2 separate regions of the Homo sapiens genome follow, and region 1 is linked to region 2. The links are chromatin contacts, found by Hi-C or POLR2A ChIA-PET in ENCODE. All regions are on one chromosome and are shown on one strand. Each heading gives the region's core, a stretch centred on a gene start or an enhancer-like site at or near the end of the contact. The rest is flanking DNA. Distances are from core to core; before and after follow the strand shown. Region 1 holds the start of MRPL57 (mitochondrial ribosomal protein L57). Region 2 holds the start of GJB2 (gap junction protein beta 2).

What was found. A loop is a pair of places that touch in the nucleus more often than their neighbours do. ChIA-PET counts read pairs that join two places held with the same protein, here RNA polymerase II (POLR2A). Pooled maps may share reads with other maps.
Region 1: a loop to region 2 is called in a pooled map, with 2.4 times the contacts of the local background. The contact joins the promoter of MRPL57 here to the promoter of GJB2 in region 2. A Hi-C loop is called at or near these places in 1 of 168 maps with a recorded cell type or tissue (vagina) and 6 of 50 pooled maps. POLR2A ChIA-PET finds 5 or more read pairs at or near these places in 2 of 52 experiments (PC-9 and activated CD4-positive, alpha-beta T cell).

The regions. Positions count from the first base shown.
Region 1 is chr13:21,174,794-21,178,047 of GRCh38, reverse strand. It overlaps MRPL57 (mitochondrial ribosomal protein L57), which reads right to left and starts at 1,390. Exons shown (of 2, transcript NM_024026.5): 1 at 1,331-1,390; 2 at 1-1,136. The coding sequence starts at 1,131. The coding sequence ends at 823. It overlaps SKA3 (spindle and kinetochore associated complex subunit 3), which reads left to right and starts at 1,496. Exons shown (of 9, transcript NM_145061.6): 1 at 1,496-1,673. The coding sequence starts at 1,571. RefSeq lists enhancers at 921-1,240, 1,256-1,978, 2,701-3,254.
Region 2 is chr13:20,191,679-20,194,667 of GRCh38, reverse strand. GJB2 (gap junction protein beta 2) reads left to right here and starts at 1,730. Exons shown (of 2, transcript NM_004004.6): 1 at 1,730-1,885.

The DNA of each region.
Region 1 (3,254 bases), core at 141-2,640, 980 kb before region 2:
AAATAGCTAAAAAATACACCTTCCTGTAACAGCTCTGATAAATATCTTTTACTTCGTTTATTTTTCTTTTTTGAGATGCAGTCTCCCAGGCTGGAGTGCAGCGGCATGCTCTCGGCTCACTGCAACCTCCGCTTCATTGCAACCTCTGCCTCTGAGGTTCAGGCGATCCTCCCACCTCAGCGTCCCAAGTAGCTGGGATTGCAAGCCTGCACCAACATACCCAGCTAATTTTTTTTGTATTAGTAGAGACGGGTTTTATCACCTTGGCCAAGCTGGTCTTGAACTCCTGACCTCAAGTGATCCGCCCGCCTTGGACTCCTAAAGTGTTGGGATTACAGGCGTGAGCCACCGCACCCGGCCTCTTTTACTTCGCTTAAATGTCCAATTTTAGTAGTAAAATCCCGGAAAATGTTTTTAGGAGTATGTTTAACTGAAAAGCTCATATTTTCTTTCATTTTTGGGCAATTCTTAAGGTAAGCAAACTAATGTTGCATGATAAAGCCCCCATCAAGTATCTCATACTTAAGCAAAGACCTCAAATCATTGTGGCTTTATTGCAGCTTTCCTTCAAAATATCATCTGTGACTGAGGAAATCCCTATCTTCCTATCAGACTAATGAAACCACAGGACAGCAATTAGACTTTTAAGTATTGGGGGTTTAGAGCTCTAGATATTCGATATGCAGACTACTCATGTTTGTTTGTTTTAATAAAGACTGGTCCAAAGGCTCATTTTCACACAAGCTACAGTTTTTCAGTTCCAGGACCAGGTAAAGATGGTCAGCTCCGTGATCCATAAAATCCAAGGGTGACGACTCAGGATTAGGACCATTTCTTGGTGACATTGAGATGGTCGAGCTGGTCCGCAATGAATCTATGCGGGGGGAACTTGGAAGTGGCGGCCGCCTTTATGGCCTCGAAGGCCTCCCTCCTGCGCACCGCGGCGTGGCCGCGCTCCTGCTCCCGGGTCATGTAGGGCATGCTCAGCCAGTAATGGTTCTCCGCCTCGATCTCCAGGCGGCGGATCATGTTCTGCTTGGCGCGCAACGACACGAACCGCGGCCGCCGGTGCTTCCCGATCCACTGACGGCCGGGAATGCGGCCGCGCCAGAGGAGCGCAGTCAGGAACATGGTGCCTGCGGAAGAGAGGGACGGGCTTTGCGGAGGCGAACTGGCGCGGCCGGACCTGGAGAGAGCAGCGGGCGCGCGCTCCAGCTCACGCCTACGGGAGTTCCCGCACCGCCTCCCCTCCAGAGAAGCGGGGAGCCCAGGTAAGGCCAGCAGGCGAAGAAGGAGCTCCCTAGAGAACCGAATTCGCACAGCTACTCACCTGCCGCGCTGCTCAAGACTCTGCGTCTCCGCGGCCGCCAGCAGACGCCGTGGCGTAAGCGCACCCGTCTCGCGGGGTCTCCTGGGGCCTCGGCGAGAGACTTCGGCTCTCGCGAGAGAGGACTGCGCCTGCGCAGAGCCGAGGACGCGTCCGGCGCCGAGATTCAAACTAGTGGCGGGAGGCTGTGAGCTGAGCGGTGGGGTCTGCGTACGCCTGGAGTCCTTCCCCGCTGTGCTCAGCATGGACCCTATCCGGAGCTTCTGCGGGAAGCTGCGGTCTCTGGCCAGCACGCTGGACTGCGAGACGGCCCGGCTGCAGCGAGCGCTGGACGGAGAGGAAAGCGGTGCGTGAGGCGGGCGGCCAGGGCACGGTGCGTGGGGTGCGCCGCGGGCGGAGGGGCGTGGCGAGTGGACGGTATGTCCCACGGGAACCGCCAGGCACTGACGGCGTGGACGGCTGCCACCGAGGCGCAGGGCGGGTGCTGCGCGTCTCACTGCTCGGCGTTTGGCGTTAGCGTAGCTCCCGGGCCTGTTTATGGTTTATTCCTAGGAACCCTTGTCGCGTGTCCGTTTTAGACCCATGTACAACCCCACGGCTCTCTTGAGATAATGAAAGTAGCACTATTACGTTATAAACAGAGACAGCAGCACTTAAGAATAAGAACCTAAATTAACAGATTGAGCTCATAATACATATACTAATTTATACGTGATATGCTTTCGTCACATACAATATGTGTGCTTGTCAGTAAAATACCATGTAAACCTAAACAGTTTCTCTTAGAATCAAGCTATTTAACGTTCTTTACACAATACTTTACACATATAGTGACTTTTTTCTCACTCACGTGGTCCACAGTTGCAGTAAACCTCTGTGTTTTTCCCGCTAAACCATGTTGCCAACACAAACACTAGTACTCAACAGTGCTGGGGTTTAAAAAAATATGTGTATATAAATAAAGCAAAATTCACCATTCCCCTTTTTATTAGAGATTTTTTAAATTGTTGAAAAAGTAGTTCAGATTTTGGAATTATTTCATAAATGTCATAATTGTAATGTGCTTTAAAATATTACACCCTGCAGACTACTTTTACTTTAATTATATAATGAATGATCTCCAGTCACTTGAAAATGTCTATTTCTGCCCGGCGCGGTGGCTCACGCCTGTAATCCTAGCACTTTGGGAGGCTGAGGCGGGCGGATCACAAGGTCAGGAGATCGAGACCATTCTGGCTAACACGGTGAAACCCCGTCTCTACTAAAAATACAAAAAATTAGCCGGGCGTGGTGGCGGGCGCCGGTAGTCCCAGCTACTCGGGAGGCTGAGGTAGGAGAATGGCGTGAACCCGGGAGGCGGAACTTGCAGTGAGCCGAGATCCGCCACTGCACTCCAGCCTCGGCGACAGAGCAAGAGTCCGTCTCAAAAAGAAAAAAAGATTTGGCCGTGCACGGTGGCACACGCCTGTAATCCCAGCATTTTGGGAGGCCGAGGTGGGTGGATCGCCCGAGGTCAGGAGTTCAAGACCAGCCTGGCCAACGTGGTGAAACCTCGTCTCTACTAAAAATACAAAACAATTAGCTGGGCATAGTAGTGGGCGCCTGTAATCCCAGCTACTCGGAGGCTGAGGTGGGAGAATCGCTTGAACCCTGGAAGCGGAGGTTGCAGTGACCCGAGATCGCGCCACTGCACTCCAGCCTGAGCGATCTTAGACTCCATCTAAGAAAGAAAAAACTATCTTCAGATGGTCATCAGGAATGTGAAAAGACATCAATTTCATTAGTCATCAAGGAAATGCAAATTTCATTAGTCATCAAGGAAATGCAAATTAAATCTCAATGTAGTACAGTTGCATACCCAGCAGGATAGCTAAAACGAAAAAGAGAAAATTACCAAGTGTTTGGAAAGATGTGGAACAAATGCGCT
Region 2 (2,989 bases), core at 481-2,980:
GGCGCCCCACTCCCCACCCCAAGTCACCTCTGGCTCAACCAAGATGCGCTCAGGCCAAGAAAGCTGCCCCACCCCACAGGCTTTGCCTGTCATTTTTAACAAGCCGACTCAGCACATCTCTCAGATGGGCCATGCAAGGCTTTTCGCAGCTCCTGGGGCTTTGCCTCTTCATGAGCAGACACTCCCTCTTAGACTAAGACCTGGAGCTGGAAAGTAGGTGGTAACCGCGGTACAAAACTCACGCTCGTCCCTGCAGAAACTGCCTAGGTCGGCCCATGGCCACGGGGCGCCAATTTTTCAAGGAAAAGTCAATGCTAATAATGGTGGCAATCACGGGAAATCCATTCTGAGGCCAGATCTGACTTGTCAGGATTAATCATCATTTCCACTTAACTTCGAACTGACCTGGGTAAAAACGTGAGCGCGAGGGGACCAGGCTGCACCTCTGACCTGGCTCCCCTCTGCAAAAATCGCGAAGTGGGTGCCCGAGGTGGGGCGGGGGTTGGGGGAGACCTCCCCGGGAGTCCCCACCCAGCCTGCTCTGCACATCTTAGTCCCTCATCCGCTTGCGCTGTGCAAATCTGTCTTCTGTCATTTGTATCGCAAGACATCAAAATCCCCAACCAAATGCAAATACTGAGACCTCATAATCTGAGACAAAGTTTCACGGTATCCAGAAAGCCCCCAGCAGGTGTGCAGTGCAGAGCCAGCCCCCCAGCGGTCTTCCGCAGAATCCTATCAGTTTCCCCCTTTCGTGCTGTGTGCATCGAGCAGGAAGGGGCTTGGCAGGTTTTACCTGCCCTCTTTCCTTTCTGAAAAGTCTGGGCCTCCTCACCCCGAAAGGAGTCACCTCCTTGCAGTTCCCCAGTTGCGAAAAGAGGAGGAAGTTGGCTGGGCCGGGGGCCGCGGGGGGCACCCTCCGCAGATGGCGGGACCCCCCTGCCGGCCATGGCAAAAACGAGGCTTGTCTCTCCCACCGCCCCCAACCTTAGTCCTTGGCACATTGTTGAAAGTAATTGAATAAAATCGGAAATTCGAGAAGGCGTTCGTTCGGATTGGTGAGATTTTGAGGGGAGAAAGAAGCGGGGACTTCGCCGGCACCAGCGGCGCCCCCTCCTCGGCCACCGTTAACCCCCATTCCAGAGGGCACTGCCCCGCCACCCAGCCTAGGTCCCCCTGCGAGAGCCTCGCGGGCCCGCGCAGCCTCCGCGACTCGAACAGATCTTCAGTCCTTGGAGGAATGCCTGTTTCTCTAACAATAAAAAATTAAAGAAGCGCTCATAAATGCCAAGTCCTCTCGCACTATGCGGAGTACAGAGGACAACGACCACAGCCATCCCTGAACCCCGCCCACGGCACAGCGCCGGAGCCGGGGTCTGGGGCGCCGCTTCCTGGGGGGTCCCGACTCTCAGCCGCCCCCGCTTCACCCGGGCCGCCAAGGGGCTGGGGGAGGCGGCGCTCGGGGTAACCGGGGGAGACTCAGGGCGCTGGGGGCACTTGGGGAACTCATGGGGGCTCAAAGGAACTAGGAGATCGGGACCTCGAAGGGGACTTGGGGGGTTCGGGGCTTTCGGGGGCGGTCGGGGGTTCGCGGACCCGGGAAGCTCTGAGGACCCAGAGGCCGGGCGCGCTCCGCCCGCGGCGCCGCCCCCTCCGTAACTTTCCCAGTCTCCGAGGGAAGAGGCGGGGTGTGGGGTGCGGTTAAAAGGCGCCACGGCGGGAGACAGGTGTTGCGGCCCCGCAGCGCCCGCGCGCTCCTCTCCCCGACTCGGAGCCCCTCGGCGGCGCCCGGCCCAGGACCCGCCTAGGAGCGCAGGAGCCCCAGCGCAGAGACCCCAACGCCGAGACCCCCGCCCCGGCCCCGCCGCGCTTCCTCCCGACGCAGGTGAGCCCGCCGGCCCCGGACTGCCCGGCCAGGAACCTGGCGCGGGGAGGGACCGCGAGACCCAGAGCGGTTGCCCGGCCGCGTGGGTCTCGGGGAACCGGGGGGCTGGACCAACACACGTCCTTGGGCCGGGGGGCGGGGGCCGCCTTCTGGAGCGGGCGTTTCTGCGGCCGAGCTCCGGAGCTGGAATGGGGCGGCCGGGGAAGTGGACGCGATGGCACCGCCCGGGGTGCGAGTGGGGCCGGGCGCGCGCGGGAGGGGAAAAAGGCGCGGGCGAGCCGCCAGCGCGAGGTTTGTGGTGTCGCCGATGTCCCTTCGGGGTACTCTAGCGCAGCCGCCTGGCTACTTGACCCACTGCCACCAAACGTTTTAAATTCACCGAAAGCTTAGCTTCGAAGCAAAGCTCCGTTTCGCCGGTGAAGCAGGAAGCCTTCGCTGCAGGAACTGACCTTTACCTCTTGGAGCGGCTTCTGCAGAAAAATCCCCGGGCAGAGATTTGGGCGGAGTTTGCCTAGAACTAACGCGGAGCCAGCCGATCCCGGCCTACCCCGGGGCCAAGATTTCAGTGGCTTCCCTTTTTCCTAAACACTTCACGAGGGTCTGTTTCCGGGCTGTGCTCCCCGCCTAGAAGGAAAATTTTTAGGACCCTTGTTCGCGAAGAGGTGGTGTGCGGCTGAGACCCGCGTCCTCAGGACGGTTCCATCAGTGCCTCGATCCTGCCCCACTGGAGGAGGAAGGCAGCCCGAACAGCGCTCACCTAACTAACAGCTGCTGAGAGCTGGGTTCCGTGGCCATGCACCTGGGACTGCCTTGAGAAGCGTGGTACGGCCGTGTCCCCATGTGACCTTAGAGTCCCTTTCGAAACTGCTGTGCACAGTCGGTCACAATTTCAGACACTGGTGAGAAGGGTGGAGGAACCCTCTGGGGACAGCCAGGCAAGGTCGACCACCCATCACCTAAGGGTGGAGAAATTTAAGGGGTGAAGAGTCCCTTTTGCCTTTTCTGGATCCTGGTGATTCACCTAGTGTCTTCCCTAAGGAACTGAACCAACTCCTCCGCTGGCCTCTGGCAGCCCTCCAGGCGGTGCAGGATGGCGTGGGCCCG